Linked DNA regions of Mus musculus: region 2 is linked to region 1. Evidence: chromatin contacts called from ENCODE Hi-C data. All regions are on one chromosome and are shown on one strand. Each heading gives the region's core, a stretch centred on a gene start or an enhancer-like site at or near the end of the contact. The rest is flanking DNA. Distances are from core to core; before and after follow the strand shown.

Evidence for each region. A loop is a pair of places that touch in the nucleus more often than their neighbours do.
Region 2: a loop to region 1 is called in a map of gastrocnemius, with 6 times the contacts of the local background. The contact joins the promoter of Tub here to the promoter of Cyb5r2 in region 1. A Hi-C loop is called at or near these places in 1 of 37 maps with a recorded cell type or tissue (gastrocnemius).

What each region holds. Positions count from the first base shown.
Region 1 is chr7:107,755,666-107,761,497 of GRCm38, reverse strand. Cyb5r2 (cytochrome b5 reductase 2) reads left to right here and starts at 3,466. Exons shown (of 9, transcript NM_177216.4): 1 at 3,466-3,540; 2 at 4,187-4,313; 3 at 4,515-4,587. The coding sequence starts at 4,236.
Region 2 is chr7:109,007,484-109,013,315 of GRCm38, reverse strand. Tub (tubby bipartite transcription factor) reads right to left here and starts at 2,436. Exons shown (of 12, transcript NM_021885.4): 1 at 2,178-2,436. The coding sequence starts at 2,215.

The sequences.
Region 1 (5,832 bases), core at 2,217-4,716:
TGCTACAAATATGTAGGGGGCCTAGGTCCAGCCCATGGATATTTTTTGGTTGGTGGTTCAGTCTCTGTAAGTGTCCTAAAATTCTTAACTGCAGTCTGAGACGTGGGGCAGGGGGGAGAAAAATTAATTTTACTATTCCCCACACAACAACATTTCATGCCAATATAGGAATATGTTTGTTGGCAAAATTCATGATGCTCTTGTTTTTAATAGCTGAGTAGTATTCCATTGTGTAGATGAGCCACACTTTCTTTATCCAATAGTTGGAAAACATCTGGGTTATTTCCAGTTTCTGACTATTACCAATAAAACTTCTATGAACATAGTTGAGCAAGTGTCCTTGTGATATGGTGGAGCATCTTTGGGTATATGCCCATGAGTGGTATAGCTGGATCTTGAGGTAGAACTATTCCCAGTTTTTTGAGAAACTGCCAAATTGATTTCCAAAGTAGTTGTATAAGTTTGCACTCCCACCAGCAATGGAGGAGTGTTCCCTTTGTTTCAAATCCTTGTCAGCATGTGTTGTCCCTTAAGTTTTGCTTTTTTTTTTTTTAATCTTAGCCTTTCTTATGGGTATAAGGTGGAATCTCAGAGTCATTTTGATTTGCATTTCCCTGTTGACTAAGGACACTGAACATTCCTTTAAGTGTTTCTTAGTCATTAGAAATTCCTCTGTTGAGAATTCTCTGTTTAGCTCTGTACCCCATTTTTAATTGGGTTATTGGGTTGTTGGTGTCGAACTTCTTATGCAAATGGATGTAACTAGAAAATATCATCCTGAGTGAGGTAACACAGACCCCAAAGGACATGTCTATTATGTACTCATTTATAAGAGGAAATGAGCCACAAACTACAGGATAACCACACTACAATCCCCAAATCCAAAGAAACCAAATAACAAGGATGACCCAAGATAGGATGCTTGAAACTTTCTCAGAAGGGAAAATAGAAGTTATAGGAAGTAGATGGAGGGAAGGAAATGGGTAGGAGAGGGGAAGAGGAAGGGAATGGAGTCAGGAGGATCAGATGTAGGGAGATCAAGGCAGAGAAAACTGAAATCAGCAGGAAGGGGGGCATCTCTAGGACATGTCAAAGACCTGGGATGGGGAAAGCCCCAGGGAATCTATAGCTGAGACCTCTAGCAGTGTTGGACATGGAGCCTTCTATAGCCAGGCAGGACTCCAGTGGAGAGATAAGGACAGCAACCCATCCACAAAATCTTTGGCATAAATTGTGCTGTGTCTACAAGATGTGCAGGGACAAAGATGGAGCAGAGACAAAGGGAATCACCAACCAAAGACTGGCCCAAATTGAGACCCATCCCATAGGCAACAACCAATCCCTGACACTATTAATGATAGTCTGTTAACTTACAAACAGGAGTCTAACATAACTGTCCTCTGAAAGACTCAACCCAGCAGCCAGTAGAAACAGATGCAGAACCCTACAGCCAAACTTCAGGCAGACTTATGGAAGAGTTGGGGAGAAAATTGAGGGATCCAAAGAGGACAGGAACTCCACAGGAAGACCAAAGGGGTCAATTAACCTGTACTCTTGGAGGCTACCAGACACTAAACCACCAACCAAAGAGTGAGCATGGACTGGACCTAGGCCCCCAACACATATGTAGTAGACGTATAACTTAGTCTTCAGGTCTTCATGCAGGTCCCCCAGCAACTGGAGCAGGCACACCACTAAACCTGTAGCCAGCCTGTGAATCCTATTCCCCTAACTGGGTTGCTTTGTCTGGTCTTAGTGGGAGAGGATGTGCCTAGTCCTGTAGGTGTGCCATGGTGGGGTGATTCTGGGGGTAGGGGGATCCTCTACCTCCTCAGAAAAGAAGAGGAGGGGGAAAATGCTGCAAGGAGCTGTGAGAGGAGGGTTGGGGGAGGAGGCTGATATCAGGATGTAAAATGAATAAATAAATTGATGAAAAAAGAAATATACTATTTAATGATAAAAACAAAGACATTATTTCTTTGCCATCATTCTTTAGCACATAAATATCACACTGGTATCTCTTCTGGGCTGGATTGTGTCACAGGGTTTGTTTTTTAAAATTGCTGTTTGAGCTACCAACTTGAATTTCATAATATATATGAAATTTTGCTTGAGATTGGGGCAGAATTTCAAGCAACTTCTGACAAGCCCTAAACATACTTCTGTCTTTTTTCCTATGTATGTACAAAATGTTGAGTTTCAGCATCAACAATTATATATATATTTAAAAAAATCTATGAACTCTGAAAAACATTGAAGATTCCTCAACTACCTTGTGTGGAATCAAATATTCAGCCAAGATTTAGTTCTTCTTGTAAAAGTAAGGAGTATATTCATCTCATTACTGTGTGAATTGATTTCATCTATAATAATGGGAAACTATTTATATAGCAAAGATTATTTTAAGACTTGGAAAAATGACTCAGCAGTTAAGAGAACTCACTCTTATAGAGAAGTAGAATTTGGCTTCCAGCATCCAGACTGGGTAGCTGACAACTGCCTCTAACTTCAGTTCTGGGGACCTGAGGCTTCCTAGTCCTGCTGTTGGGGGTACATGTCTCTCGTTGGAGCTAATGATTTGATGCAAATACCTTCATGAAATACCATTTTACAATCTGGGCTTTCCCCCTCTCTATACCAGAGACTAAAAACTCAGGGACTCGCACAAGCTAAGGTAACCATGTCCTGTATCTCAGTCCTTTGCTGCTGTTGTTGTTGTTGGGCTGGTGTTTGTGTTTTTTTTGGTTTTTCGAGACAGGGTTTCTCTGTGTAGCCCTGGCTGTCCTGGAACTCACTTTGTAGACCAGGCTGGCCTTGAACTCAGAAATTCGCCTGCCCCTGCCTCCCAAGTGCTGGGATTAAAGGCGTGCGCCACCACGCCCGGCTTGTGTGTTTGCTTTTCAACTTTAAGCTAGTCTTACTAAGTTGCCAAAGTTGACCTTTAACTCACTATGAAATGAGTTTTCCTTTTGCCACTTGCAAGCGTGGAAGAGGAAACCAAGGTTCTGAAATGCATTGTGAAGAATCTTCATAATCTGAACTTCTCATCCTGCCTCTGAGAGTCCGGTCCGGTCTCCCACTAAAGACTGGCTGCAGTCACCCCAATCCTGCAAACACTTGGTCCTGGGAGGCTAGGGTAGCAGCTCAGGAAGCATGTTAAATAAGATATGCAGTCTTCCTCTAGGCTGCAACTCTTCTTCAGTTTGCATTGTAAACAAGTTTACAGCAACCCCTTCCTTCATCTTGCCAGGCTCTTAACAAGCTGGGGAGGCTGAATTTTCCTCAAGGCTGCTGACATGCGCAGGAAAGTCAAGAAGCAGAGGGATCCCTGCATAGGGATCTTGGAGATAAGCCCCATTCCCACCCGGCCAGCTGCAGAAGCGCCAGGCTAGTCCTGTGCCAGAGTCATGTGACACAGAAGCTCGAATCCGTCGCTATGGGGCAGGAGTCAGCTCCTCAGCGGCCACTGCCGGATGTTTCATCATCCCCACCATCAAAGGCACTGTTCATCTCGAGGATAAGTCAGGCATCTCGCTCCAGGTGAGTTCTGCCGGGAAAGCGCGGGGCAGGAAGGAACCCGGGGCTAGGCGAACAGCCGCAGGCGGTGGCCGAGGCAGGATTCACGGGCGGTTTCCCAGCTGGTTGGGACAGTGGGCCTCAGGGCTAAGCTGCAGACTTTTCTGCAACAGGTTGGGATGAGAACAAACTGGCCTAGTGAGGGAGGAGCTGGGTGGAGTTGAGGGCTATTATAGGGAGGTTGGCCACGCCTCTTACAGGTATATGTTTGCCTCAGTTACTCATAGGAAGGTGCTAGTGAGTCCCCAAGCCACTCACTGCTCCACTGCTCCAGCGGAATCCGAAGTGAGTGTGGCAAGTCTCTAGAGAGGTGAGCTCTGTCCCCAGCCTTGCTGTTAGCTGGTAAGGATCCCACAGTCATTCCCCCCAGGATGGAGGCAGATGACCAATGAGGGCCTGGAGACACTAGCACTCTGGGATAGGTGTCAAGCCTGGTCCAGGGGTCTTCTTGGACCTGCAGCTAACCTCTGCACGCTGGTCCCAGAGAGAGCCTTCTGTATTAATACCTTTCTCTCTGCTAGTCCTGTAAGACATAAGATCAGCCAGGCTTAGAGCTGCCTAGCCCAGCATGGGTGAAATCTGAGGTCTGTCTTCACACTGTATCTGCCAGGACCAAACCTGTCACCGGGGCCACTGCGATTCTCATAGCCCTGAAGAAAATGAGTGTCAAGAAGAAAGATCTTATCACCTTACAGGACCCTGAAGCCAAGTACCCGCTGCCCTTGATTGAGAAGGAGGTAGTGGGTCACCTAAACCTCCCTCTGGTTAGGTGAAAGGGGAGGGTGGGGGTGGGGGAGAATGCTAGCTGGGGATATGAGGTGATCAGTCACCTCAGGACCAAATGGAGCACCTTTCTAAAGATCTGGACCACAAAGCAAAACTCCTAGAGAGTCAACAGAACCTGCCTACCTCTTTCTTCTTCTTCTTTTTCTAACCAGCAAATCAGTCACAACACCAGAAGGTTCCGCTTTGGGCTGCCCTCACCAGACCATGTCCTGGGGCTTCCTGTCGGTGAGCAGTGCTTGGTGACATGTCCAAGTCTGAGTGTTTGAGTACTTGGCTCCTATTAGCAATGGATTCCCATTCTTGTGGGATATGGAGGGTACACTGATATAACCCTGGACCACATGAATGGAGGGAATAGGCAGCTGGACTTGAGGACAGTGTCCCCATTGTCCCACTTGGACTGTCACAATAGTAATAGCTTGAGGAGCACTGATAAGACGTAAGCTTAGAGTCAGGAAGTTTAAGATCTCCTTAATGGCTCCTGTCCATGCAATTTAAGGCCAGTCCCTCACCATCTCTGACCTTCTTCCATCTATAGTATTTCCCAGGCTTTTCTGCCTACTTCAGGTATAGTGAGGGTAAAATGAATGATGGATATGAAAATTCAGAAACTTCATTGTGTTGTTCAGGGATGACAAGAACAGATGTTCCCTTGCAGTCAAGGCCCAATATACATGGGAATCACTAGCAGTGCAAATGCCCTAACTGGATGGATTATCTGAGGGGTCCTGAGACCCACTTGAGGAGGGACTCACTGTGGAAACCAATCCCAGCTGACCTCTTGAATTGTCCCGCTTCTAGTTTCATCAGTAACATCTCTAGACAGCTCATAAGATGAAAAACCTAAGGAACAAAGGTGGGACTGAGAAGCCCTTCCCCTTGTCTCCTAGAGGACAGCCTTACTAATGACCTACTTTTAAAGAAAGCTCTGACTTCAACTCTGCCAAGTGATGAGATTATAGTCTGAGGAGTCCTGCCGGGCTCCCGAGCCTGCTTGCTGTCCCTCACTCCTGTCACTGGGCGTTCCATTCCTCTGCTTAGCCTCTGTCATCACCCTGTTGGGAGGCAGCATGAAAGCACAAGCCACTTGAGAAATAGAATTTGTAGAAACTTCTCTGACCTGCTTTCTCTTCAGCCACAGTGGAAGCTGTGTGGTCAGAGGGACAAGGCAATGTAGTGCCCTCTAAGAGTCTTGATAGGAAAACTGGATGCCTCACAGCTCCACTAACACAAAGATGGGAGGAGGTGGGACCCTGGGACCCGGGACATAGTTTCATTCTGTATGGGGCTGCAGTGACAGACTTTCTAGGTCCCCAGTTTCAGGTGAGCTCTCAGAAGGAAGCTGCGGCTTCAAGCCTGTGTTCTCAAGTGACCCTGGTGTCCAATCAGGCTATGTCTATAAGTTTGCCCCTTAGCCCCAAGGGACTCCACCAAGACCCAGATTTACACTGCTTAACATTATGAACTAGC
Region 2 (5,832 bases), core at 1,187-3,686, 1.3 Mb before region 1:
GTGCTTTTCCAGGCTCTGCGCATGCTCAGAAAGACTGAACAGGGCAGAGGAGGCTCCTCCTGATGGCAGCCCACCCCCAGCTGAATACCCACTCTCCCCACTGCACAGAACAAGAAGGCAGGTGACAGGAAGGGAGAGAGGAAGCAGGGTGGGCCACAGGGTGCCAAGCTGCCTTCAGGGCTAGGCTTCCAGGGTGGCAGGATTCTGTGCTTTCAGCTGAGTGTGGGAGGGAGAATGGGGGATGGTTAGGCTTAGGCTGGGTTGAGTGCCAATCACCCATTTCAGGATATCAATGCCCTGGGCACTTGCAATAGAGTTCTCAGAGATAATCCTATCTCCCAGAGGTCTCTTTTCCTAGGCGCAGACTAAACCCTCTTAGCTTGAGGTAGATTTTTTTTTTTTTCTCTACAAGCTTTGCAAGTTGCTTTAGTCCTTGGGTCCCTGGTAGAATCAGTCTTGAACCATAACCAGCCAAGCCTTCCATTTTGCAAAACCTAAGCACAGCATTATTGCCACAGTCACAGTGTAGCCTGTGGCTGGCCACTACCCAACAACTGATCTCCTTGAAGATACTTCCACAGCACTATTGTCTGTTCAGTCCATAGGCACTGCCTTCCACCTCTGCTGGCAGACAAATGGTCAGAGATACTCTGTAAGGCTGCACATGAGTCAAGAAAATACCAGAATGGCCTCAGCACTATCTGCACCCTCATCCTGGATATATGTCAAGGGCACATAGTCTTCTGAGTTAGTACAACTCAGGCCCCAGTTCCCAATTGGAGGTTTCTCCCTTATCCATGTGAGACTGAGGTGTGGGCTCACATGTCTGCAGGAGCCTGTGTATGACTCTCTGTCTACATGTGTCTCTGTGTGTGTTGGTGGTAAGACAGAAAATAACTCAAAAAGCCCCCACAGAGGCTGAGCTCAGAGGCAATAATTATTCTCGAGAAAAAATCGCTGAATTCCCAGGCCTATGACAGGTGCCTGTTGGTAGAAAGACCCGCTTTTAACAAGCTTCAGGCAGTTCGAGCTGGTTTCTAATTGGGGTTCTGTCTGGACCGACTCTTTGGAAGGACTCTGTCAGGATCACTTTCCTTCATGGGCTATGTGGGTCCTGAGTGTCTGATTCTGCAAACCAACAAATGTGCACCTGGGTCAGCAATAAAAAGTGGGTCTTAGCAGTCCAGCTCCCTTTTTACACACATGCCTCTTCAGGAGGCTTTAGAGACAGCCCGGTAGCCCATGGCAACTAGAGAGCCAATGAGTGGCCACGGATGTGGCGCTGCTATGGCAATGAGCTCTTTTCCCTGGTAATAGAATTGAGTAGTGGATGGAGAAAGGCCTGCACCTGTGTGAGGCTGGAGACCACCCCTCCCCCACCACCCACACAAGAAAACCCGAGTCTCTCTTAGGTCTGCCCAACCAAGTATCCAGGAACAGGAGGTTGGTCAATGCTCTTGAGTGCACGTGAGCGTGTGTGAGAGCAATTCTCTGAATTGTGAGCTAGTTCCACTAACAAGCATCTCTGAAAGGTACTGAATAGTACTTATGAGTAGGTAATACGGTGTATTCCTATACGCACAGATTTGAATGTATGCACCTGTGCAGCCCCCAAATTAAGGTCTACTGAGATATATGGGTACATGTAAGCTGCCATGTGGCCTGGGTTCTAACCATCTCAGCAAATCCATGCTTTGGGGATATGAACTGAACAGCAGGGACATATTTGGCCCAGCGCGCAGATGCTCTGTTTGTGTGCAAGCGTGAAGATGCAGGGATGTGTGCGCACAAGCTATCCAGACGCATGTCCTGGGTGCTGGGCCTAGGGGGCGGCTGGCTCACAGCAGTTCCTTTCTCCATGTGCCACCCGACTCAACAAGGCTAGAGATCTTTTAAGAAGCTTTGGGTGTTGAGAAGGGTGGAAAAGGGCAGGTGGCTTTGAGGCCCTCAAAGTTGGGATGGAAAAGCCCGGCACCTCCAACCCGCGCTCCCGGTGTTGGAAAGGAGACTGAGGGAGCAGTACCCTGCCTCCAGGCCAGATGGCCCCGACCGACGCTGCATCCCGACTCGGAGGATGGTGGGTGCCCTGGCTGCGCGCTCCCGTCCTCCTCCCCGCCCTCAGCGTTGGAATGGGGGTCCGAACATGCCCTGGAGCCGGGGAAGCCGGGCCCGCGTACCTGTAAGGAATCCAGTCGGAATGCGGCTTGGAAGTCATGTCTCCCGGGGGCGGGGCGGCGGCTGCGGCTCCGGTGGCCGGGACCGCTCGGGGCTGGCGCGGGGACCCTGCTCAACTCTCGGGCCGCCCCGGGCCGCATCCTCCCCGGCCCGACCGCTGGGCCCCGCCGAGGCCCTCTCTGCACGCCAGGGCCCCGGCCGCGGGCTCCCAGAACGGTTGTCTGTGCGCGGTGCAGCGCTCGGGAGAGGCGGCGGGAGTGCGCGGGGCACCGGGAGCGCGCGGGCTGGAGCGCGCCTGAGGCGGGAGAGGCAGTCCGCACCGCAGGCGCCGGGTCTCGCGCCCCAGGCTGAGCCCTGCGTGGCAGCCGCCGCCCCGCCCCTGGCCCCGCCTCGACGGAGACCCCACCCTGGCCGGTGGATGCAGACCGCGCGGGATGCCCACTCTCTGCCGGAAGGATGCTGTCACCTAGCCTCAGTTTCTCCCTCTAGGACCTCAGCTATCCCTCAGTCCTTGACTATCTCAGATTTACCCTGGACTCAACTCAGGGAGCCTCTGGTCTGAGTACTGACTGAGTCCCTGTTTCCTTCTCAACTTCCCATTTCATGTGCCTGCCTCCATAACCTTCTGATCTTTAGTTAAGTAAACGGTGTTTCCTCTGCCTGGGTCATTCTTTTGGACCTTACGCTTCCCATCCACGTTTCCACAACCAAGGGAAGAGTTCTGTTTACGGTTGCACTCCAGGTCCTTAGAAAGTTGGAGCATTAGCGGGCACAACAGCTTTGACAAGCAAATATTTTATCCCTATTTCCCAGGGAATGAAGTCTGAGAAATGGCTTGACCGAAGGGCAAGGAACAAGGAAGTGTTGGAGCTGAAGTTGAACCAGGGTCTCTCATCTCTCAAAGCCCTTTTGGAGGGCAGCAAAATCTCAAGAAAGATCCTCCTAACCTTGAATGCTGCTGAGATGGCTGTACAGAGGACCTACATTTAATAACAGGCAGGGGAGGGAAAGATGGAAGATCCATAATAGGGCTAGATGGAAGAAGGGAGAGGCCAGGTATCCAGCAACGTAGGAGGCTGGAAGGCCAGCCTGAACCTCATAATGGGGATCAGGGAAGGGACTACTGATGAACACAGACCCTATACACTCCTCAAGTGTACCTTAGGCTCAGCAGCACCGGATATGCAGTAGAGCCTCCATGGAGAGATATTCTGGCAGCACTGGGAGGAGTGTGGTAATGACCCCCATGTTTAGGGTGGGTCTCATCTTACTGCCCTGGAGCCAAGCCAGAACCTGCCCCTGGGGCTTATTCCAGCTTCTCAGCCTTGTCTGACCCATAAACTACAAATACAATAATGATGATATATGGACTGCTTGGTGAGCTATCAGGGGTTGGGGCTTTGTTAGGTGAGATTTAAATAACTTCATTAACGACTGGCCTAGGAACTGTATATATATATATATAGATAAATAGATAGATAGATAGATAGATAGATAGATAGATAGATAGATAGATTTTTTTTTCAGCAGAGGAAATGAAGCACAGAGAAGACAAGCACAATGCTCAAGGCTGCACAGGTAGTCCTCGGTGAAGCCAGCATTCACATACTAACTCCCAGTCCACAGTCTCCATCCTCTGCTTCCCAGTAGTCCATGTGCTGTGCATGTGTTTACTCTTAAATCCTTATCTGTCTAGAGTGAGATCTTAGCTCCCCAAACCCTGTTCACTTGGGTTATTTATTAACCTCCTAAGGGCTATTACTGTCATACTGGACCTCCCAAGAAAATCTCCCAAGAGTAGGGTGCAGTGTAAAGCTGCTGCCTGGTCTTCAGAGCAGCAGAGGGCTAGTTTGTCCCTCCTTCCCTGGAAGCCAGAGGACAGCAGCAAAGCTACTCCCCCAGAGGCTGCTGTCCTTTAGGCCGAAGACCTGAAAAAAGGGTGTATGAGAGGCACTGACCCCTAAACTCCCTGTTGTCCATTCCACCTCTGACAAAGTTATAATTATTTGCTATCTACCTCTGTAGGATGACAAGCGTCTGGAAGACTTCCCCATCAATACTTTGCGGCTGTCTTTTCCCCTTTCTTTCCAAATTCTCTGACACCTTAATGCAATCAGAATTAAGTTGGAAGGTCTCTGGAGCCTGAAGTAATTGAATCTATTAAACAGACACTCCTGGCTCTGTCCTAAGGGAGCAAGATCTGGAGGTAGAGTGAGGTGCAGAAATGAGATGCTTTCCATGGCTTCTTTTTCTGCATGGGCTATGTGAGCATGTGGGATTCAGAAGAGCCGGGAAGCCTGCCAGTGCATGGATGAGTGTGTGTGTACCCAAGAACATGTATGTACATGAGATGTGGGAGGACCAAGAACCTGTATGCTATGGGGAAGCCAAGGATTTGTAGGCCAGTGCATATTTTGTGTGTGTGTGTGTGTGTGTGTGTGTGATATTCAAGAGAAAGGGGAAATGTGTTGCTGTTTCATGACTAAGTATGTACACATGAGATATGAAAAGCTATTGGAGACTCAGTCAGTATATATGGTGGGGAGAGGGAGGGAGGGAGGGAGAGAGAGAGAGAGAGAGAGAGAGAGAGAGAGAGAGAGAGAGAGCGAGCATCGGAGTCTGTGAGCCCCTCTACAGACAAAGAAGATCTGCACAAGAATGTTGGTGAGATATGTTTTTTAGAAACTGGTGGCAGGGTAGGATCTGGATGTTCTACAGGGTTTGTAGTGTTCACACTCAACTCACAACTCGTGGAGGGTTTCCCACTTGAATGATGACATCACTGGCTCACTTTTTTAGTTAACCCCAGTGGCTGAATCAAAGGGATGCTCTGGAAAGCCATATACAGAACATTATAGTTGACTGCCGACTAAACATTATACATTCTTACAGTTGAGTTATATAAGTGACTTTGAAGAAGGTCATAAGCTTTTCAAATTTATCCCCAGGAACAAGGTCATCTCTACTTAAACCCTTTTACGCAGTAAGCCCGAGATGCCTTCCTCACCACTGGTCTAAATACCGTTAGCATGGGGTATTTGCTGGTATTTTAAATTCTTGTTATACTGTAGGCATTTTTTAAAAAGACAAACTGGAGTCAGTCTGTAAGGGGGTGTGCCACCTAAGCTTGAGGACCCCAGTGCCAGCTCTCCTCAGCAAGATCCATTCCCCCAGATAAGAAGACCTGCCATGTAGAGTCCTACATCATCTATGCTTAGTTCAACAGTTTATGAAACGAGGCCACCTCTTTCAACTGTGGAAGCAAAGGGGTATGAATAATAAATGAATATGTGCACAGGCTGAACTCTGCCTTGTGGCTTGGCATTGTGATCCTGCAGTCTGGCAAAAGCAATTCAAATCAATCAGATGTCTACTAGACATTACCAGGTGTAAGGCTGATGCAGGGGTTGGTGGCTGTGGCAGGGATAAGGGGCAAGACCGCTCTCAGGAAATTTTCACTCTGGCAGTATAAACAGGGAAAAATGATGACTATAGCAGTAACTGAGTGCTTGCAAGAGTAGACCAGAGGAGGGACAGTCAATGAATTTGGAAGTAGGAAGATCTTCTATGTATAGAAAAGGGTAATGGTTGACTTGGGCCTTGAAGAGTGAAAAAGATTTTTTTTTATAGATCGGAAGGAAAGGAAAGGGGGGAGAT